Regions from separate parts of the Homo sapiens genome. Here region 1 is linked to region 2. Evidence: chromatin loops called from intact Hi-C (ENCODE). Cell type or tissue: CD4-positive, alpha-beta T cell. All regions are shown on one strand. Links, peaks and the distances in the headings refer to the core of each region. The heading gives the core; the rest is flanking DNA. Region 1 has its middle 16 kb from the start of HSF2. Region 2 has its middle 49 kb from the start of SMPDL3A.

The links. Hi-C counts contacts between places; a loop is a spot of excess contacts. Peaks named below come from ENCODE experiments on the same cell type or tissue, not always from the same donor. Only the 100,000 strongest peaks of a DNase experiment are listed, where the experiment ranks them.
Region 1: it touches region 2 in a loop (5-fold over the local background); 4 of 110 quality-filtered maps call a loop at or near these places.

Annotation. Positions count from the first base shown.
Region 1 is chr6:122,377,225-122,389,385 of GRCh38, forward strand. No RefSeq gene overlaps it. Among named protein-coding and RNA genes, the nearest start is that of HSF2, 16 kb to the right of the region's middle. In CD4-positive, alpha-beta T cell, for the core only: CTCF peaks have their summits at 4,463 (motif pointing right) and 4,666; a DNase peak (open chromatin) is centred at 4,477.
Region 2 is chr6:122,832,403-122,844,563 of GRCh38, forward strand. No RefSeq gene overlaps it. Among named protein-coding and RNA genes, the nearest start is that of SMPDL3A, 49 kb to the left of the region's middle. RefSeq lists an enhancer at 12,156-12,161. In CD4-positive, alpha-beta T cell, for the core only: CTCF peaks have their summits at 7,266 (motif pointing left) and 7,472; a DNase peak (open chromatin) is centred at 7,249.

The DNA.
Region 1 (12,161 bases), core at 943-8,942, 460 kb before region 2:
TAATCTTTTTTTTATTATTCTTTAAGTTTTAGGGTACATGTGCACAACGTGCAGGTTAGTTACGTATGTATACACGTGCCATGTTGGTGTGCTGCACCCATTAACTCATCATTTAACATTAGGTATATCTCCTAATGCTCTCCCTCCCCCCTCCCCCCACCCCACAACAGGCCCCAGTGTGTGATGTTCCCCTTCCTGTGTCCATGTGTTTTCATTGTTCAACTCCCACCAATGAGTGAGAACATGCGGTGTTTGGTTTTTTGTCCTTGAGATAGTTTGCTGAGAATGATGGTTTCCAGCTTCATCCATGTGCCTACAAAGGACATGAACTCATCCTTTTTTATGGCTGCATAGTATTCCACAGTGTATATGTGCCACATTTTCTTAATCCAGTCTATCATTGTTGGACATTTGGGTTGGTTCCAAGTCCTTGCTATTGTGAATAGTGCCGCAATAAACATACGTGTGCATGTGTCTTTATAGCAGCATGATTTATAATCCTTTGGGCATATACCCAGTAATGGTATTGCTGGGTCAAATGGTATTTCTAGTTCTAGATCCCTGAGGAATCGCCACACTGACTTCCACAATGGTTGAACTAGTTTACAGTCCCACCAACAGTGTAAAAGTATTCCTATTTCTCCACATCCTCTCCAGCACCTGTTGTTTCCTGACTTTTTAATGATTGCCATTCTAACTGGTGTGAGATGGTATCTCATTGTGGTTTTGATTTGCATTTCTCTGATGGCCAGTGATGATGAGCATTTTTTCATGTGTCTCTTGGCTGCATAAATGTCTTCTTTTGAGAAGTGTCTGTTCATATCCTTTGTCCACTTTTTGATGGGGTTGTTTGTTTTTTTCTTGTAAATTTGTTTGAGTTCATTGTAGATTCTGGATATTAGCCCTTTGTCAGATGAGTAGATTGCAAAAATTTTCTCCCATTCTGTAGGTTACCTGTTCACTCTGATGGTAGTTTCTTTTGCTGTGCAGAAGCTCTTTAGTTTAATGAGATCCCATTTGTTAATTCTGGCTTTTGTTGCCATTGCTTTTGGTGTTTCAGACATGAAGTCCTTGCCCATGCCTGTGTCCCGAATGGTATTGCCTAGGTTTTCTTCTAGGGTTTTTATGGTTTTAGATCTAATATTTAAGTCTTTAATCCATCTTGAATTAATTTTTGTATAAGGTGTAAGGAAGGGATCCAGTTTCAGGTTTCTACGTATGGTTAGCCAATTTTCCCAGCACCATTTATTAAATAGGGAATCGTTTCCCCATTTCTTGTTTTTGTCAGGTTTGTCAAAGATCAGATAGTTGTAATGTGTGGTATTATTTCTGAGGGCTCTGTTCTGCTCCATTGGTCTATATCTCTGTTCTGGTACCAGTACCATGCTGTTTTGCTTACTGTAGCCTTGTAGTATAATTTGAAGTCAGTAGCACGATGCCTCCAGCTTTGTTCTTTTGGCTTAGGATTGTCTTGGCAATGAAGGCTCTTTTTTGGTTCCATATGAACTTTAAAGTAGTTTTTTCCAATTCTGTGAAGAAAGTCATTCGTAGCTTGATGGGGATGGCATTGAATCTATGAATTACCTTGGGCAGTGTGGCCATTTTCATGATATTGATTCTTCCTACCCATGAGCATGGAATGTTCTTCCATTTGTTTGTATCCTCTTTTATTTCATTGAGCAGTAGTTTGTAGTTCTCCTTGAAGAGGTCCTTCACATCCCTTGCAAGTTGGATTCCTAGGTATTTTATTCTCTTTGAAGCAATTGTGAATGGGAGTTCACTCATGATTTGGCTCTCTGTTTGTCTGTTATTGGTGTATAAGAATGCTTGTGATTTTTGTACTTTGATTTTGTATCCTGAGACTTTGCTGAAGTTGCCTATCAGCTTAAGGAGATTTTGGGCTGAGACAATGGGGTTTTCTAGATATACAATGATGTCATCTGCAAACAGGGACAATTTGACTTCCTCTTTTCCTAATTAAATACCCTTTATTTCCTTCTCCTGCCTGATTGCCCTGGCCAGAACTTCCAACACTATGTTGAATAGGAGTGGTGAGAGAGGGCATCCCTGTCTTGTACCAGTTTTCAGAGGGAATGCTTCCAGCTTTTGCCCATTCAGTATGATATTGGCTGTGGGTTTGTCATAGATAGCTCTTATTATTTTGAGATACATTCCATCAATACTTAATTTATTGAGAGTTTTTAGCATGAAGCATTGTTGAATTTTGCCAAAGGCCTTTTCTGCATCTATTGAGATAATCATGTGGTTTTTGTTGTTGGTTCTGTTTATATGCTGGATTATGTTTATTGATTTGCATATGTTGAACCAGCCTTGCATCCCAGGGATGAAGCCCACTTGATCATGGTGGATAAGCTTTTTGATGTGCTGCTGGATTCGGTTTGCCAGTATTTTGTTGAGGATTCTTGCATCGATGTTCATCAAGGATATTTGTCTGAAATTCTCTTTTTTTGTTGTGTCTCTGCCAGGCTTTGGTATCAGGATGATGCTGGCCTCATAAAATGAGTTAGGGAGGATTCCCTCTTTTTCTATTGATTGGAATAGTTTCAGAAGGAATGGTACGAGGTCCTCCTTGCACCTCTGGTAGAATTCGGTTGTGAATCCATCTGGTCCTGGACATTTTTTGGTTGGTAAGCTATTAATTATTGCCTCAATTTCAGAGCCTGTTATTGGTCTATTCAAAGATTCAACTTCTTCCTGGTTTAATCTTGCGATGGCGTATGTGTTGAGGAATTTATCCATTTCTTCTAGATTTTCTAGTTTATTTGCATAGAGGTTTTTATAGTATTCTCTGATGGTAGTTTGTATTTCTGTGGGATCGGTGGTGATATCCCCTTTATCATTTTTTATTGCGTCTACTTGATTGTTCTCTCTTTTCTTCTTTATTAGTCTTGCTAGTGGTCTATCAATTTTGTTGATCTTTTCCAAAAACCATCTCCTGGATTCATTGATTTTTTGAAGGGTTTTTTTCTATTTCCTTCAGGTCTGCTCTGAGCTTCATTATTTCTTGCCTTCTGCTAGCTTTTGAATGTGTTTGCTCTTGCTTCTCTAGTTCTTTTAATTGTGATGTTAGGATGTCAATTTTAGATCTTTCCTGCTTTCTCTTGTGGGCATTTAGTGCTATAAATTTCCCTCTACACATTGCTTTGAATGTGTCCCAGAGATTCTGGTATGTTGCGTCTTTGTTCTCATTGGTTTCAAAGAACATCTTTATTTCTGCCTTCATTTCGTTATGTACACAGTAGTAATTCAGGAGCAGGTTGTTCAGTTTCCATGTAGTTGAGCGGTTTTGAGTGAGTTTCTTAATCCTGAGTTCTAGTTTGATTGCACTGTGGTCTGAGAGACAGTTTGTTATAATTTCTGCTCTTTTACATTTGCTGAGGAGTGCTTTACTTCCAACTATGTGGTCAATTTTGGAATAGGTGCAGTGTGGTGCTGAAAAGAATGTATATTCTGTTGATTTGGGGTGGAGAGTTCTGTAGATGTCTATTAGGTCCGCTTGGTGCAGAGCCGAGTTCAATTCCTGGATATCCTTGTTAACTTTCTGTCTCGTTGATCTGTCTAATGTTGACAGTGGGGTGTTAAAGTCTCCCATTATTATTGTGTGGGAGTCTAAGTCTCTTTGTAGGTCTCTAAGGACTTGCTTTATGAATCTGGGTGCTCCTGTATTGGGTGCATATATATTTAGGATAGTTAGCTCTTCTTGTTCAATTGATCCCTTTACCATTATGTAATGGCCTTCTTTGTCTCCTTTGATCTTTGTTGGTTTAAAGTCTGTTTTATCAGAGACTAGGATTGCAATCCCTGCCTTTTTTTATTTTCCATTTGCTTGGTAGATCTTCCTCCATCCATTTATTTTGAGCCTATGTGTGTCTCTGCACATGAGATGGGTTTCCTAAATACAGCACACTGATGGGTCTTGACCCTTTTTCCAACTTGCCAGTCTGTGTCTTTTAATTGGAGCATTGAGCCCATTTACATTTAAGGTTAATATTGTTATGTGTGAACTTGATCCTGTCATTACGATGTTAGCTGGTTATTTTGCTCGTTAGTTGATGCAGTTTTTTCCTAGCCTCCACTGTCTTAATGAATCATTGAAAGAACTCAGAGAAATCATGTGCATTTGACATCATCCAGGTAATTTTTTAAATTATACTTGCCAAGAGAAGCACTAACTGTAAATTCATATTTTATCAATAATTAAAATAAAATGGATATTAACTAAGGGGGAAAATCTGATCCTAGGGAATACAACTCTCTAAAGTACATTCAGTGATGTGGTTTTGCTGAGAATGAACAATTCTCCTGTTGGGGGAGTGAAACTTAAGAAATTAATCATATTTATATCATTTTGGGGCCACCGAAAATGGGATTCAGGTTTCTTTAGCAGATTTCTCTTTCTGCCTGCATTTACAGGTCGCCATAGTAACAGAGAGTGAACAGCAGAGGGAGCTGAAGATGCAAGCCAGCCGGTGAACATCTGTAAGACCAGTATTTCACAGCAGGCTTGGAGTTAGCGGCATTCATGTGCAAAACTCCGCATCCTGAGGCTGTGCAAAGCATACTGATTGAAATAATTAGGAGATTTACTTATTCTCAAAAGAATTATAAAAACATAAAGGTATCTTTAATAGAATCCGTTCTTGACAAATATTAATTTGGGGGTCAATGTGATTAGGAAAAGATTTTAATTTAACAAGTTCAGGAGTACATGTGCAGGTTTGTTACATAGGTAAACTCATGCCAAGGGGGGTTTGTTTTACAGACTATTTCATCACCCATGTATTAAGCCTTGTATCCATTATTTATTTCTTCTGATCCTCTCTCTCCTCCCACTCTCCATCCTCCAGTAGCCCCAGTGTCTGTTGTTCTCCTCTATGTGTCTGTGTGTTCTCAACATTTAGCTCTCACTTGTAAATGAGAACATGTGATATTTGGTTTTCTATTCCCGCATTAGTTTGCTAAAGATAATGGCCTTCAGCTTCATTCATGTTTCGCATGTGGTGTAGCACATTTTCTTTATCCGGTCTACCATTGATGGTCACCTAGATTGATTCCATGTCTTTGCTATTGTGAATAGTGCAGCAATGAACATACACATGCATGCGTCTTTATGATAGAACGGTTTATACTCCTTTAAGTAAATATCCAGTAATGGGATTGCTGAGTCTAATGGTAGTTCCGTTTTTAGGTCTTCGAGGAATCATCACACTGTTTTCCACGATGGTTGAACTAATTTACACTCTCACCAACAATTTATAAGCGCTCCTTTTTCTCTGCAACCTTGCCAGCACCTGTTATTTTTCTGACTTTTTAATAATAGTCATTGTGACTGGTGTGAGATGATCAATGTGGTTTTGAATTGCATTTCTCTAATAATCGGTGATATTCAGCTTTTATTCATATGCTTGTTGGCCACAATTTCTTTGAAAAGTGTTCGCTCATGTCCTTGGCCCACTTTTTAATGGGTTTGTTTGGGTCTTGTAAATTTGTTTAAGTTCCTTATAGATGCTATAAATTAGACCTTTGTCAGATGCATAGTTTGCAAATATTTTCTCCCATTCTGTAGGTTGTCTGTTTATTCTGTTGATAGTTTCTTTTGCTGTGCAGAAGCTCTTTAGTTTAATTAGATCCCATTTGTCAATTTTGGCTTTTTATGCAATTGCTTTTGGTTTCTTTGTCCTAAGATCTTTTCTCATTCCTATGTCCAGGTTGGTATTGCCTAGGTTATCTTCCAGAGTTTTTTATAGTTTGGTGTTTTACATTTAAGTCTGTAATCCATCTTGAGTGGATTTTGTATATGGTGTAACGAAGGGGTCCAGTTTCAATCTTCTGCATATGGCCAGTCAGTTATCCTAGCACCATTTACTGAATAGGGGAGTCCTTTCCTTATTGATTGTTTTTATCAGCTTTGTTGAAGATCAGTTTGTTGTAGATGTATATGACCTTATTTCTGAGCTCTCTATTCTGTTCCATTGGTCTATGTGTCTGTTTTGGTTACTGTAGTCCTGTAGTATAGTTTGAGGCCCTGTGGTGTGATGTCTCCAGATTTGTTCTTTTTGCTTAGGATTGCCTTGGCTATTAGTGCTTGTTTATGAATTTTTAAATATTTTTTTCTAGTTCTGTGAAGAATGATATTGTAGTTTGATAGCAATAGCAATGAATCTATAAATTGCTTTGGGCAGTATGGCCATTTTAATTATGTTGATTCTTACTATCCACGAGCATGGAATATTTTTCCAATTGCTTGTGTCATCTCTGATGTCTTTGAGCAGTGTTTTGTAATTTTTATTGTAGAGGTCTTTCACCCCCCGTTAGCTGTATTCATAGCTATTTTATTTTTGTGTCAATTGTGAAGTGGATTGCCTTCTGATATGGCTCTTGGCTTGACTATTTTTGGTGTATAGGAATGTTGGTGATTTTTGTATGTTGATTTTGTATCCTGAGACTTTGCTGAAGTTGTTTATCAGCTTAAGGAGCTATTGGGCTGAGACTATGAGGTTTTCTAGATATAGATTTATGTCATCTGTAGACAGAGATAGTTTGACTTCCTCTCTTCCTATTTGTACGCCCTTTATTTATTTATCTTTCCTGATTGCTCTGACCAGGACTTCCAATAATATGGTGAATAGGAGTAGTGAGACAGAGTATCATTGTGCCAGTTTTCAAGGATAATGCTTCCAGCTTTTGCCCATTCAGTATGATGTTGGCTGAGGGTTTGTCATAGACAGCTCAAAAAGATTTTTTAATGCATTTATCTTTAAAATGTCTTGGAAATGCCATCCTCAAATATTTCAGCATCTCCAGATTCCTGTTATGAGTAATACCAATCAGTGCAAAGAGGGTAGAAGAGTAAGCCAGAACAAAACACTCTTATTATTTTTACTAAGAAGAACTTGTTTAGGGTGGCCCAGTTACAAACCTGTTGACACACAGCATTCTTTTCATTTCTATTTGCTACTCTCTTCTCAACTGTTCCATGTTTTTCACTTCCTTTCTCTGTGTTGCCTTTCTCTTATATTTCATTTGCTTGTCACTTTTCTTTCATTTCCACAACTCCTTTTTTCCAAGAGTTTCCTATTTGTTCTTGGCTATTTCTATTTTATCATTTGTTCCAGTCACATTTTATTTCAACCCATTTATTATTGCCCTTCCATTTATTTTTATTTTTAATAATTTTCCCTCTTTTTCTCATTATCTTTTTTCCATCTATGGGTTCTTCTTCTTTTATAATCTATTAACTTTAAAAAATTTCTTTTTTGCCAGGCACGGTGGCTCATGCCTCTAATTCCAGCAGTTTGTGAGGCCAAGGCAGGAGGATCACTTAAGCTCAGGAGTTCAAGACAAACCTAGGCTACATAGCAAGACCCATGTCTCTATAAAAAATACAAAAATTAGCCAAATGTGGTAGCACATGCCTGTGGTCCCAGCTACTTGAGATACTGAGGAGGGAGGATTGCTTGAACCAGGAGTTCAAGGCCGCCGTGAACTATGATTGTGCCACTGCACTCCAGCCAGGGCAACAGAGTGAGACCCTGTCTCAAAAATAATAATAATAATGTCCTTTTCTCTTTTTCTTTTCACATTTATTGAGAAAGCTACCTCTTCTCCACTTTTGCAAAGTGGGAACAATATCTTGGCTGTATTCATTCATTTACTTATTTCATAAATACTTAACGAATGCCTACAGTATATAAGACATACCAGGTATCATGGTTGGGAAGTAGCAATAAGGAATGAATGGGGAACATAAAAATGAAAAAGACATAAATCCTTTCCTCTGTTGCTCATAAGAAATAAACACAAGGCCAGGCGTGGTGGCTCACACCTGTAATCTCAGTGCTTTGGGAGACCGAGGAGGGTAAATCACGAGGTCAGGAGTTCGAGACCAGTCGGGCCAACATGGCGAAACCCCATCTCTACTAAAAATACAAAAATTAGCCAGGCATGGGGGCGTGCACCTGTAGTCCTAGCTACTCAGGAAGCTGAGGCAGGAGAATCGCTTGAACCCGGGAGGCGGAGATTGTAGTGAGCCGAGATAATGCCACTGCACTCCAGCTTGGGAGACAGAGTGAGACTTCGTCTCAAAAAAATAAATAAATAATAATTTAAAAAACACAAAATAACTACAAGGCAGTTTAATATCAGTATCATAAGAAAAATGCAATATTTTTCTCCTGGACAGGGCATTAACATAGAAACTGTGAGGGCTCTTGAGGGACACATAAGATATCCATAAAGGTAAGTTAGGAGAGCAAGATGGCTAATAACACTGAGGCAGAAAGAAGGAATAGCTTAATTGTACTGAAGTAAGGGGTAGATGTGGAAGAATAGCTGGAAATTCTGTACATTATTTGTCTTACAGTAAGGATGGTTTCTCTGCAATATTCATAATAGAATCTGCCTTTTGGTAAACCTTTTCAATCCTTCTATAGACTTGGTGGGAAAGATTGAAAATCACAATTACTAATCAGTACTTTTTCTTGGTTTATTTCTTCCTTTTAAATGGGAGTAAAATAGTATCTAATTCCTGGGGGGTTGTTCAGAACTAAATTAGTTAATAAATGTAAAGTAGTTATAACTGTTCTTGCAATGTATTAAGGAGTGTAAAGCCGTTTCTTATGCTGTTGTTGTGCTGAGGGTTAATTGGGGCCAATTCAAATGCTCCATATTCATTCCATGAAGATTTTCTAATCTCTTCAACCCACTCTGATCTTTAACTTTGCTGTACACCTAGTCAGTGTTACCTGGTTAATACTTAGTTATTTGCTAATGATTTTGTGTATTTTCATTTTGTGTTTTCGTTAGATCATAAATTCCTCTTGGCAGGGACCACAAATATTGTACAATTGTCAGTGTAACTAGTATGACCGAAGACACCTAATAGACACTCAAAAAATGTAGCTAAACTAATCAATAGCTTTCATATCTTAGAAGTGCAGGAGTAAATAGTATGAAATGTAAGGCTGCACATTCATTAATGGGAAATAAAAATTATAAATAACCTCAAAAGACATCTAAGAAGAACTGCTCAAATGAAGAGTATTTTAGCATTCAGTTATTCAACAGTATCAGGGAACATCTGTTAGACACCTACTATTATGTGTGTATTTGTCCATAATAAATTCATTATTTAAATATGAGGTTTTGTAAATGAGTGAGGCTCAGAGAGGTCCACAGTCACACTATCATTAATAATGACAAAGCTTGCCAGGCATGGTGATTCATGCCTGTAATCCCAGTGCTTTGGGAGGTTAAGACCAGAAGATTGCTTGATCCCAGGAGTTCAACACCAGCCTCGGCAACATAGTGAGACCCCATCTCTACATAAATACAAAAATTAGCTGGGCATGGTGGTACACACCTATAGTCCTAGCTATTCAGGAGGCTGAGGGTAGAAGATCACTTAAATCCAGGAGTTGAGGCTACTGTGAGGTATGATCATTCACTGCACTCCAGCCAGTGTGAAAAAGGGAGATCTTGTCTCAATAATAATAATAATGGCAAAGCTATGTCTGCCAAACTTCTAATAGGTGCTCTTTCTTCTGTAATACCTTCCATTGATATAAGTAAATTTGAGAAATAATTTCCATTTGGGGACTGAATAGACATTTTATATAATTAGCACAATTATAGAGACATAAAGTGAAAATAAGAAAAATCAAAATGTTTATTTCCAGAATCAGCTAAAGAAACAGAGCAGGAGTTATGAAATGTCAAAAACTGATTGATTTAAAAGGCTGAAATTCTGCAAATGTATTTTGAATTCCCAAAATACATTAATATTAACATTTTCCAGTAGTGAAACAAATGCTTTTTTACAGTTAGTATGGAAAATCTTGGACAAGTATTTATTATTGAGAGAATCAAATTTCATAACAGCAATCAAATCCTTTGATTTTTATTTCATGTTTTTAAGAATCAGCCTACACCCTTTCTTGAACCCCAAGAAGTGGGCCATTTCTTTGCTAACTTGGAGTAGAGTAGAGCTAATGCATCATTAAATAAAGCTTGTCTCTATGCCAAGTCCTTTACTCAGCTCTGGTTATTAACTTAGTTGATAGCATTGCATAAAGATGCTCTCCTCTTATTTATTCATTTATTCATTTTTCAATAAATATTTAATGAACACTCATAATGTGCCAGGCACACTTCTTGGAATACATCCATGGAAAAAAATGAAGATCCCTGGCCTTGTGGAAAAACTAAAAAGAAATTGGGGTTGTATAGGGGAGAGTAATCAAGAAGGTTACAATTTTAAACAGGCTGGTCAGGACAGGCCTCATAGAAAATATGACGTTTGAGCAAAATCTTAGAAGCCAGGAGGAGAATATCTAGAGGAAAGAGCATTCCAGGCAGAGAAAGCTGTTAGTGCAAAGACCCTAAGACAAAGTGCTCCCAACATGTTTGAAGAATAAGGACTCCAATACATCTGTAAAGAGGTAAGAGCATTAAGAGAAGAAATATGTGATCAGTCTTCCCCCAATCCCCACAACCCAGGTGCAGAGGTTTTACCAGAGGCCGGGGTTGGGTGAAGACAAATCACACAGGTGCTTGTAGGCATTGAAAAGACTTTGACTTTAATTGGAGTGGAGAGATGGAAATGGAGAGCCTTTGCAAAGTTTTGAGCAGAGGAGTGACACGTGCAGTTGAAAATAAATAGCACATATTGGTGATGTGAATAACTCTTGGTAAAGTTCTGAACAAAACAAAACTGAATCTTCCCTTTTCTAGAAATTGGATCCCTAGAAAATTAAGTGCTGTATATGATAAAATCTTAAAAAAATACATAAATAAATAGTAAAAATCCATCCAATTACTTGTTCAAGGATAATTTAAAAGCATTAGGCTAGCCAAGGGAAAATGTCATTTGATGACACTTAAAATATACAGTCAATTTTTGCATTCTTAGGTATCAAGTATTGCATATTTATTAAACTTTTTATACTCAATGACAAATTTCACAATGATTATCTTAATTTTAATATGGAGAAATAATTCTCATTTCACCTAGGCTTAAAATAATGCCTTAATGTCTCATAATTAACTTTTTTGGTTATAAAAATAAAAAATATTAATAGCCATTAAAATGTGTTCATGAGTTTATCCAGCCACTATAAATCAGCAAGGTTAGTAAAATGTTTTTATCAAAGTTGTTTAATATCCAGAGTAGTTGGACTTTTTGGTTGTCACAAGGTTTTGGTATAGTTGAAAGTCCTCCTATAGAGAGTACATTAGCAGTCTCAGTTGCTAAAACAATGGAAAATTATTTTCTCACTGTTCTGGAGGCTAGAAGTCCAAGATCAAAGTGTTGGCAGATCTAGTTTCTTCTAAGACCTTTCTTCTTGGCTTGCCGATGGATTCCTTTTCCCTGTGTTCTCACATAATTACCCCTCAGTCTGTAGGTCTGTGTATTGTCTGCATTTGAATCTCCCCTTCTTATAAGGACACCAGTAATACTAGATCAGGCCTACCTGCATGGACTCATTTTATATCAATTATATCCATAAAGGCCCTATCTCAAAAAACAGTCACATTCTGAGGTACTGGGGGATTCAAATTTCAACAAATAAAGCTTGAGGGGACACAAGTCAGCCCATAACACATAGTATAAAGACCCAAATGATTTATCTGATGGAAACAAGACTCAGGATCAAAGCACACAATGACCTCACTAAGCACCAAAGCAGGAGAACCAAAACATGTTTTTGTTCAATTATGTTCATTTGTTTGTTTATTGCAGATTTTTATATCTTAAAAACATTAAAATAGTTACCATAAAAAAGCAGAACTTTATTACACATTCTAATTCTTATTAGAATAGAGTCTTGTTAACTGGTGACTATAGGTCTTAGCCAGCCTGTGGAAGATCCTGAGTAAGGGCTAAGGGAGCAGCCCAGCCAAGTAGGTGGGTATGGGCGGCAGGGCTCTGCCTCTCATATGGGAATTGGAGTGCAGCCTAGTTATAGGCTAAAGAGAGTCAAATTGGAAGCCTGCCACTTTGAACAGGGGATGTCAAGCACTCACTCTGGGAACATCAGATACAAGAGACTTGGGATACCAGATTTGGTTTGGATTCTTCTAGGGTCATCATACGGCAAATCATAAAGTGATAGAAAGGCATAGGCTTCAAAGTGGAAAAG
Region 2 (12,161 bases), core at 2,888-10,887:
TATCAACTTGGAGTTCAGCAGCTTCCATATATGGATCTACCAAAAGTGTCCTTTTGAAAAAGTATCACAAAAGGATGTGACTTGGTATTGTTGAAGTCTTTTAAGAAGAGGGAGGTGATGACAGAGGTAAATACAATGAAGAAATTAGTGAGCTCCTTGGTGAGTGCTGAATGGGTAGAAAGATGCATACGTAGGGATGGGGAGCAAGTGTAGAGACGAGGTTAATAGATAAGTAAAGAGAAAAGGCTCAGATCTCAGGGCCACATTAAGTCAGAGCTGGTATATTCTTGTACAATCCATTTGTGAGATCTCCAATGATGTCATTGTAATTAATTTATAAAGGATTAACTAACCGTCTGCCCAGGGAGAACAGATGTATTATAGTTAATCCATATTTTAGATATCATTTGATGATCTTTAGTCACTGTTACCATTTTTAAAGTGTTTCCAAACAAAAGTCATTTGTACTTTCAAGAAATGACTCTTCCTACTGCTTACATTAAAAAATAAATGACATGCAAACTATATGTAAACTATAAATTCACAAAAATTCTGCTTGGAAATAATTAATTGAGTTCACCAGAAGCCTAATATGCAACAGACATCACCAGTCCCTGGTGTTACCACACTGACACTGCATTTCCTTCTTATTTTTATATCTGTCTTTTTATTTGTTTATTTTGTAACTTACACTTTCCTCCCACTCCTGATGTTAAACATGCAGCTTCGCCCAAGTGTGAACTTCAGAGAGTATTCCATCAGTTACTCTCCCTCTGTGGTCTGCACAATGCCCCAACAGACTGGTATGAATGTTGAAAGCCTTTTCCTTCTCCGGGCAGCAGCCTCAGGGGCTTCTTTTCTTTCCTGCTTTAGGGATGCTTTGTCAGCCTGTGAATGTTGCCTCTTTGGTTGGCTTTGTGGAGACAGCTTGTGCTCAGATGTGATTTAGTTGTAAGCTGATTGCTGCTCCATATGCGAAAAGAAAGAGAGAGTGACCAGTTCTGAGGCAGCCAGTCAGTGTGCCCCAGACCATTACGTCAGTATCGCATGATGGTGAACCGCGCAGTGCCAAACAATCTCTTCTTGGTGCCCTTTCTTTCTTTTTTCTTTTCTTTTTTTTTTTGGTCTTTCAAAGAAAGGTAAGAAAGCCTGGGAAAAGAGCAAGAGATACAAGATACACTTGCCTTTCCTTGAGAATTTCTAAATGCTATTTATTATCAAATACATTTTTCTTTTAAATTGAGATTCTGTAATGGAGGAGGGGAGTAAAGAAGGATAGAATCTTGAGGAAGAAATAATTTATAGTATATTGAAACTCGGGTGCGGTATATCAGTTTTATCTGTTTTGGTACTTTATTGATTTCCCCCTGCCCCCAACTTGCTCCTAGGTTTTTGTAGTGGTTATATTAATTTTTATCTAGAAATATGTATGTACATTAACAGAGCAGTGGCAGAAAATAATACTTCTTTCAGTTGGGAGGAAGGTTAATCAACATAATTAGAATGTTTCTTCTGTTATCTTAATGTTCTGGTTATTCTCCCTCAGACTTCATTGCTTAAAAGAGACTATATGCTTTAAAACCATAGTAGGCTAGTACCCATATGTCTCATCAATATCACATATTGTTCAGGGGAGGCTTATTTGAAAGTAATGTGGCACATTGGTTTTACCAGTGTTGTTTCTGAGGACTGTACCATGGAGATTCCATATGCCTTGCGGAAGCAGTTTTAGTTGGTGTTGATAACCCATTTTCACAATAGGTTTCATGGCAATCAACAGTGTTTTGACCCTCAGTTTGAACATCTGATCAAGAAGGTTTTTAAAATAAGAGCCTCATTCTACTGAGGTCCACTAACTTCTCTGTAACATGTGAACCAAACCCTAAAAGCATTTCTTGCTGCTTATCTACAATAGAATTGCAGATTATTTGTTTGATCACATGGGGCTAACAATGGTACCCCTCCTGATACTACTTTTTTTTCACAAATTAAAGGAAAGAGGAATTTGTGTTAAAAATAAAGGAAGGAGGAATTTGTGTTAAAAATAATAAAGTATGTTTTCTTATTCTTCTGGGAAGAGAGATAACTTTCTGAGAAAATTTATTCTAGTTATGAAGCAGAGGCACCGAATCACACACTTCAAATCTTTGTCACTTTTAACAAAGCTGATTGATTATGTGAGTTTATGCCTGTCACCTTTCCTTTGGTAAAGGAAGCCTTAGCTTTGTCTTTAATGTCTGAAATGTTAACAAGAATATCTTTATGTATTATTTAATAAATTTTTTATTTGATAAGTAAAGTAGCATTGTCACTGTAAAAAAATTAGAAAATGCAGAAAACATGAAGGAGAAAAATCATTCCATTATTCTATTACATAAAGGGAACCTCTCTTATTATTAAGTGATTGATAGGCTGACAGGTTATTTGCTAAAAGGAAAGCATCCAACTATCCAAGTTAGTTCTGGCACTTTTCTTTTTTAGTACTTGTTGCAGCTGAAATGATCTAATCCAGGGGTGTTCAATCTTTTGGCTTCTCTGGGCCACCTTGGAAAAAGAAGAATTGTCTTGGGCCACACATCAAATACAGTAACACTAATGATAGCTGATAAGCTTAAAAAAATTGCAGAAGAGATCTCATAATGTTTTAACAAAGTTTATGAATTTGTGTTCAGCCACATTCAAAGCCATCCTGGGCTGCATGCAGCCCATGGGCCATGGGTTGGACAAGCTTGATCTAGTCCTTTGTGAAATTTTTATTTTTATTTTTGGCTATCTCTCCACAACAAATATATAAGCTCCATGAGGACAGGTGTTGTTTTCTATGTTGTTCACTGTCGTGTCCCCAATACTATTAAGAACAATGTCTGACACTAGAAGCCATTCAGTATTTGTTAAATATTGCATTAATGAACAAGCATGAGTTACCTTTCAAGAGTCCTTGCCCAGTTGAACCTATCCTGTCTAAGCAATTTTTTCTCTTGATACTTAAATTAGCATTACAGAAAGAATCTTTCCCTAAGCTTTACATAATGTTGCAAAATCAGAAGCTAAGACTGTTGAACACTATGGGTTTGCACGGTTAGGGCAGGTTCCTTTATGTTTGTTATTAAATGATTGTTCTATTACTGGACTTCTTGGGTTGTTCAAGCTACTTTTCTTTGGTTTTCACTGAACGGAATGGCATGGATGGATGGCCATGCCTTCCTTCAATTCCTTCTGGCCTCACTGGCCTTTTGAACCTGCCAAACTCTTGTGCAGGACCTTCGCATGAGCTGTTCCCGTGCCTAGAAATCTCTTCTATGCTCTTCAGGGGACAGTTCTTTCAACTCTGTACTTGGCTGTCAGTTTCCCAGAGCAGACCCCTGACATTGTAGAGGTGTCTGTGTACACACACTTATCACTGTCTGATATGATATCACAATTGCTTAACTATTCATACATATGACATTTGTATCTATTACCTCTGTTCCCCCATCTTGCACTAGAATGTTTTCATGAGAGCATGAAATGTTTTTTGTTTACTGCAGTATCCTATAGACAGACTAAAGTAGCCAAAGCTTTATCCAAGAAACCTTACATTTACATGATATGTGCTAAGTACTAGGAATTTTAAGATGACTATGAGACTATCCCGGAGCCTCTGCTATGAACAGGCATTGTGAGCATTGCCAAGGATACAACCTTGAAGGAAGTGAGGTGAGGCAGGGTGATGCAGATAGATAATTAGAAAAATACAAATCTATCTAGGTGGTGCAGATAGATAATTAGAAAAATACAAATCGTTAAATAATTACAGTTTTGATAAGTGCTGCAAAGGAAGTCCCAGGTACTAGAATATAGCTGGGATCTGGCTTGCATGACTTTGTTACAGTAGGTGGCTAGTCAGGCATGAATGGGGCAAGAGAGGGCTCCCCCATCACCCCATCAGAAAAGTCGGGTGACCATCAGGTGATGGTCAGACAGTTGTCACACTGCCTCTAAAATAATAATTGGTCGCAGCCAGTGCCAGGGAAAGGCAGTTTCCCTATAGACAGGAAAAAACTGAAACTGGTGATCAGCAGCTTCCTGATGAGATCTTAGGAGCTGGGCAAGTGGGCTCACACATGTGCACTAAGAGGCAAAACGGTGGAATTTAACTGGTATATGACCTTCCGCGCCCATTCCACGGCAAAAGGGAAGAATGCCTCAGGTGAGCATGCGTACAACTCCAGTAAACACACCGTGCATGCTCCCCTCCCAAGCACTAGCAGGCCACTGTGTATGTGGACAACCCACACCAAGAGAAGAATCAGGGGAGAAGGAACGCAAGACCCAGAATCACGCCAACATATAAAACCCCAAGTCGGGCCGGGTGCAGTGGCTCACGCCTGTAATCCAGGCACTTTGGCAGGCCGAGGCGGATGGATCACGAGGTTAGGAGTTCAAGACCTGCCTGGCCAACATGATGAAACCTTGTCTCTACTAAAAATACAAAAATTAGCCAGGCGTGGTGGCGGGCACCTGTAATCTCAGTTACTCAGGAGGCTGAGACAGATAATTGCTTGAACCCGGGAGGCGGAGGTTGCAGTGAGCCCAGATCGCACCACTGCACTCAAGCCTGGGTGACAGAGCAAGACTCTGTCACCAAAACAAAAACAAAAAACAAACAAAACAAAAACAAAAAAACAAAACCCAAGTCAAAAGGTCAAACCCTGCACTTGTCCTTCAAAGTCGCTTGCTTGGGCCTCTTCCAAATGTACTTTTTTTTTCTTTTGTTCCTGCTCCAAAGCTTTTTTTTTTCTTTCCTTTTCTTTCTTCCTTTCTTTCTTTTTTCTTTTTCTTTTCTTTTCTTTTCTTTTTTTTTTTAAGACAGGGTCTCACTTTGTCACCCAGGCTGGAGTGTAATAGCGTGATCTTGGCTCACTGCACCATCCACCTCCCAGGCTCAAGCAATCCTCCCACCTCAGCCTCCTAAGTAGTTTTTTAAAAAATTTTTTTGTAGAGATGAGGTTTCACTATGTTGCCCAGGCTGAGCTCAGATGATCCACCTGCCTCAGCCTCCCAAAGTGCTGAGATTACAGGCATAAGCCACTGAGCCGTGCCCCTGCTCTCAAATTTTTAAGTCAACTTTCACTCATGCTCTAAAACTTGCCTCAATCTGTTCTTCTGCATTATGCCCCTCAGTCGAATTTTTTCTTCTTTGAAGACAATAATTGAGGTGGCTGCAGACCCGTATGGACTCACTGCTTGTAACTCAGATACTCACCACTGCTAACAGTTTGATTCATTCCAGGTACCCTATCTAATATTGCTCAGAACATTAGACAGAAAGACAGAGGAGTTTACTTAGTGCTCTTCAGATGCACGGTGTGGATGCTTTCTTTCTCCATTTCTCTAGCAGCCCTGTACATTTCCAACCAGAGACACCCACACATACCTATAGAGTTAGGACAAAGACACAAGGCTCCTAGGTTGGTTTTTACTTTAAGTAAAATTCTGTGAAACAGGGATGTGAATTAAATATTCTGAAATAAGTCAAATATTTGGATTAAGAATTGCCCTAAAATAGAAATCACCAACCCCATACCAGAGATGGATTTAATTAAAGTCACTTAAATACCTGATCCTGATAAAATCATTATGATTTTCGCTGGTTGCGGGCTTCATATGCAATGGTAAAATGCAATTTGGGGAGTATTTATTTTGAGATGCCATGTTAAGTCAATGCCCAAACTAATCTCCACAAGCCCTTTGATGACACTTTAATTCAAGCCAACAAAATGGTGTGTGAATTTTATTAGGGGCAATACAATATACAAATAAATTAGTTTAAACTATAATTTTTCTCTGTCATACAAATACTTTATTGACCAGAGAGCAACTCTTTACTGCCATCCCCTGATCTGTTGTGGAAATACTGCTTCTACTGGAGAAAACTAAATTATTCTATGATAGTACTAAGAAAAGAAAATTTAGTCTTTTAATCCCATGGATAAAGTTAAATGGCTTCTTTTCTAGGATGCAATATTGCCTGGATTTCAAATTGCTGTACATTAGCTTCTCCCCAAAAGTAATAAGAAACTATAGCATTTAGTTGATGCTATCTTAGAGCCCCGGGATCTCTTAAGTGGTGCTAACTTTTCTTCTCTTTCCGGAAATATTACTCATTCTCATTAAAAAAATAGATGTGGGAATAACTAAATTGAGTCAAGCTCACTCACTGATATAGCTTTACTTCACACAAAAGGGCCTTTCTATTGAACCTGTGGGTATTTAACTGAATTCCAGTAGCTCAAATACAATTTTATGAGAAATTCGTTGCCCCTTTCTTCCAGCCTGAATATGAAATTAAAATAGGCAGGAGAAGTTGAGAGGGTGTCCTGTTTAAGCAGGGTGGTTAGACCATTTACATTCAAGTTTAATATTGATACATGAGGTTTCGATCCTATCACGATATTGTTAGCTGTTTGCTTTGTAGTTTCTGCTGTGTTTTTGCTTTCTGGGGTCTGGGGGCTTTGTACTTCAGTGTGATTTCTGTTTGTTTTAGAATCATGGAATGTTAGAACCAGAAGTAAATGAGAGTCAACAAATCAGGTGCTAGCCCTTTGTGATAGTTAATACTGAGTGTCAACTTGATTGGATTGGAGAATACAAAATATTGATTCCAGGTGTGTCTGTGAGGGTGTTGCCCAAGGAGATTGACATTTGAGTCAGTGAGCTGGGAAAGGCAGGCCCACCCTTAATCTGGGTGGGCACAATCTAATCAGCTGTCAGCATGGCTAGAATATAAGCAGACAGAAAAATGTGAAAAGAGACTAGCTTAGCCTTCCCAGCGTGTATCTTTCTCCCCTGCTGGATGCTTCCTGTCCCCGAACATTGGACTCCAAATTCTTCAGTTTTGGAACTCTGACTGGCTCTCCTTCCTCCTCAGCTTGCAGACAGCCCATTGTGGGACCTTGTGAACGTGTGAGTTAATATTTAATAAACTCCCCTTTTTATATATATATATATATATATATATATATATATATATATATATATTCCATTAGTTCTGTCCCTCTAGAGAAACTAATACGCCCTTGCTGAAACCAAGGTCCAGAGAGTGAAGTGATGTTCAAGGTCACATAGCAAAACAGAGGTTGATTCTGCTACCCCTGATATCCTCTTCCACATAGGCTCTTCATGGTCTGAGTTTGGAAAACTCATCTTGTCTGTGTGCACCTGGGTTGTGATAGCTTCCCCAGCTTTCATCAAACCCTTAATTCTGTTGTGCTGCCCCCTGGTGACAAGGATTATCTACTACAGCTACAGAATTTGGCCCAAGCATGCTCCTCCCTCTGTATTCATTCAGTTGACAAATATTTATTGAGATCTACACTATGCCAGTCACCTTCTAGACACTGGAGCTTCAGTAGTAAAAAAGCAACGCACTATCTCTGTCAAACACATTAAATAACACACAAGGCTATGGAGATGATATATCAGAGAAGGGACAGGCATAGTGGCTGGAGAATTGCAAGTTTAAATCATGTGTTCCTAGGTTGACCTCTCTGGAAATAAGACGTTTGAGACAAGATTTGAAGGAAGTGAGGGCATAAGCCGTGCTGGGGCCAGGGGAAGCATGGCCTGGGCAGCAGAAATGTGAAGATGCCAAGGATCAAGAGGGCATCTGCTGGTTCTGAGGAACGGTAAAGAGGCCATTGTGCTCTGAGCTGAGTGAGATGCAGAGAATAGAGACAAGCACAGTGCCATGCAAAGGCAGAGAAGGGAAGGACCAGTGGGGCCTGCAGGCTGGAGCAAGAGTTTGGTTTTTCTCTGGATATGGGGACTGTTGGTGCCGTGACTCGGATCGGGGGACCTCCCTTGGGAGATCAATCCCCTGTCCTCCTGTTCTTTGCTCCGTGAGAAAGATCCACCTACGACCTCAGGTCCTCAGACCGACCAGCCCAAGGAACATCTCACCAATTTTAAATCGGGTAAGTGGCCTCTTCTTACTCTTCTCCAACCTCTCTCACTGTCCCTCAACCACTTTCTCCTTTCCACTCTTCAATCTCTCCCTTCTCTTAATTTCAATTCCTTTCATTTTCTGGGAGAGACAAAGGAGACACGTTTTATCAGTGGACCCAAAACTCTGGCACTGGTCACGGACTGGGAAGGCAGCCTTCCCTTGGTGTTTAATCATTGCAGGGACGCCTCTGATTATACACCCACGTTTCAAGGGTGTCAGACCACGCAGGGACGCCTGCCTTGGTCCTTCACCCTTAGCAGCAAGTCCCGCTTTTCTGGGGAAGGGGCAAGTACCTCAACCCCTTCTCTCCTTGTCTCTACCCCTTCTCTGCTTTTCCAGGGACAGGGCAAGTACCCCAACCCCTTCTCTCCTTGTCTCTACCCCTTCTCTGTTTTTCTGGGAGAGGGGCAAGTACCCCTCAACCCCTTCTCCTTCACTCTTAGCGGCAAGTCCCGCTTTTCTAGAGGAGGGGCAAGTACCCCAACCTCATACCTCTGTGCCCCAATCCCTTATTTCTGCACCCCAACCTCTTATCTGTGTGCCCCAATCCCTTATTTCTGTGCCCCAACCCCTTATTTCTGCACCCCATCCCTTATTTCCGTGCCCCGACCTCTTATCTCTGCGCCCCAACCCATTTTCCCACTTTTCTGGAAGGTAAGAACCCCCGAACCCCTTCTCTCCATTTCTCTACTCTCTCTTTATGGGCAACCTTCTACCCTCCATTCCTCCTCCTACTCCCTTGGCCTGTGTTCTCAAAAACTTAAAACCTCTTTAACACCTGACCTAAAACCTAAATGCCTTATTTTCTTCTGCAATGCCGCTTGACCCCAATACAAACTTGACAGTAGTTCCAAATAGCCAGAAAATGGCACTTTGAATTTTTCCATCCTGCAATATCTAAATAATTCTTGTCTTAAAATAGGCAAACAGTCTGAGGTGCCTGACGTCCAGGCATTCTTTTACACATCAGTCCCTTCCTAGTCTCTGTGCCCAGTGCAACTCGTCCCAAATCTTCCTTCTTTCCCTCCCACCTGTCCCCTCAGTTCCAACCCCAAGCGTCACTGAGTCTTTCTAATCTTCCTTTTCTACAGACCCATCTGACCTCTCCCTTCCTCCCCAGGCTGCTCCTCGCCAGGCCGAGCTAGGTCCCAATTCTTCCTCAGCCTCCGCTCCTCCACCCTATAATCCTTTATCACCTCCCCTCCTCACACCTGGTCCGGCTTAGTTTCGTTCCGTGACTAGCCCTCCCCCTCCCGCCCAGCAATTTACTCTTAAAAAGGTGGCTGGAGCTAAAGGCATAGTCAAGGTTAATGCTCCTTTTTCTTTATCCCAAATCAGATAGCGTTTAGGCTCTTTTTCATCAAATATAAAAATCCAGCCCAGTTCATGGCTCGTTTGGCAGCAACCCTGAGACACTTTACAGCCCTAGACCCTAAAAGGTCAAAAGGCTGTCTTATTCTCAAAATACATTTTATTACCCAATCTGCTCCTGACATTAAAACTCCAAAAATTAAATTCCAGCCCTCAAACCCCACAACAGGATTTAATTAACCTCGCCTTCAAGGTGTACAATAATAGAAAAAAGTTGCAATTCCTTGCCTCCACTGTGAGACAAACCCCAGCCACATCTCCAGCGCACAAGAACTTCCAAATGCCTGAACGGCAGTGGCCAGGCGTTCCTCCAGAACCTCCTCCCACAGGAGCTTGCTACACATGCCGGAAATCTGGCCACTGGGCCAAGGAATGCCCGCAGCCCGGGATTCCTCCTAAGCCGCGTCCCATCTGTGTGGGACCCCACTGAAAATTGGACTGTTCAACTCACCTGGCAGCCACTCCCACAGCCCATGGAACTCTGGCCCAAGGCTCTTTGACTGACTCCTTCCCAGATCTTCTCGGCTTAGCAGCTGAAGACTGACACTGCCCGATCTCCTCGGAAGCCCCCTAGACCATCACGGACACCGAGCTTCGGGTAACTCTCACAGTGGAAGGTAAGCCCGTCCCCTTCTTAATCAATACGGAGGCTACCCACTGCACATTACCTTTTTTTCAAGGGCCTGTTTCCCTTGCCTCCATAACTGTTGTGGGTATTGATGGCCAGGCTTCTAAACCTCTTAAAACTCCCCAACTCTGGTGCCAACTTAGACAATACTCTTTTAAGCACTCCTTTTTAGTTATCCCCACCTGCCCAGTTCCCTTATTAGGCTGAGACACTTTAATTATCTGCTTCCCTGACTATTCCTGGACTACAGCTATATCTCATTGCCGCCCTTCTTCCCAATCCAAAGCCTCCTTTGCATCCTCCTCTTGTATCCCCCCAACCTTAACCCACAAGTATAAGATACCTCTACTCCCTCTTAGGCAACCGATCATGCACCCCTTACCATCTCATTAAAACCTAATCACCTTTACCCTACTCAACGCCAATATTCCATCCCGCAGCACACTTTAAAAAGATTAAAGCCTGTTATCACTCGCCTGCTACAGCATGGCCTTTTAAAGCCTATAAACTCTCCTTACAATTCCCCCATTTTACCTGTCCTAAAACCAGACAAGCCTTACAAGTTAGTTCAGGATCTGCACCTTATCAACCAAATTGTTTTGCCTATCCACCCGGTGGTGCCAAACCCATACACTCTCCTATCCTCAATACCTGCCTCTACAACCCATTATTCTGTTCTAGATCTCAAACATGCTTTCTTTACTATTCCTTTGCACCCTCAATCCCAGCCTCTCTTCGCTTTCACTTGGACTGACCCTGACACCCATTAAGCTCAGCAAATTACCTAGGCTGTACTGCCGCAAAGCTTCACAGACAGCCCCCATTACTTCAATCAAGCCCAAATTTCTTCCTCATCTGTTACCTATCTCGGCATAATTCTCATAAAAACACACGTGCTCTTCCTGCCAATCGTGTCCGACTGATCTCTCAAACCCCAGCACCTTCTACAAAACAACAACTTCTTTCCTTCCTAGGCATGGTTAGCACGGTCAGAATTCTTACACAAGAGCCAGGACCACACCCTGTAGCCTTTCTGTCCAAACAACTTGACCTTACTGTTTTAGCCTAGCCCTCACGTCTGCATGCAGCAGCTGCCGCTGCTTTAATACTTTTAGAGGCCCTCAAAATCACAAACTATGCTCAACTCACTCTCTACAGTTCTCATAACTTCCAAAATCTATTTTCTTCCTCATACCTGACGCATATACTTTCTGCTCCCCGGCTCCTTCAGCTGTAGTCACTCTTTAAGTCCCACAATTACCATTGTTCCTGGCCTGGACTTCAATCTGGCCTCCCATGTTATTCCTGATACCACACCTGACCCCCATGACTGTATCTCTCTGATCCACCTGATATTCACCCCATTTCCCCATATTTCCTTCTTTCCTGTTCCTCACCCTGATCACGCTTGATTTATTGATGGCGGTTCCACCAGGCCTAATCGCCACACACCAGCAAAGGCAGGTTATGCTATAGTACAAGCCACTAGCCCGCCTCTTAGAACCTCTCATTTCCTTTCCATCGTGGAAATCTATCCTCAAGGAAATAACTTCTCAGTGTTCCATCTGCTATTCTACTGCTCCTCAGGGATTATTCAGGTCCCCTCCCTTCCCTACACATCAAGCTCGAGGATTTGCCCCACCCAGGACTGGCAAATTAGCTTTACTCAACATGCCCTGAGTCGGATAACTAAAATACCTCTTAGTCTAGGTAGATACTTTCACTGGATAGGTAGAGGCCTTTCCTACAGGGTCTGAGAAGGCCACCGCAGTCATTTCTTCCGTTCTGTCAGACATAATTCCTCAGTTTAGCCTTCCCACCTCAATACAGTCTGATAACAGATGAGCCTTTATTAGTCAAATCAGCCAAGCAGTTTTTCAGGCTCTTAGTATTCAGTGAAACCTTTATATCCCTTACGGTCCTCCGTCTTCAAGAAAAGTAGAATGGACTAAAGGTCTTTTAAAAACACACCTCACCAAGCTCAGCCACCGAAAAGGACTGGACAATACTTTTACCACTTTCCCTTCTCAGAATTCAGGCCTGTCCTCGGAATGCTACAGGGTACAGCCCATTTAAGCTCCTGTATAGACGCTCCTTTTTATTAGGCCCCAGTCTCATTCCAGACACCAGACCAACTTAGACTGTGCCCCCCAAAAAACTTGTCATCCCTACTAT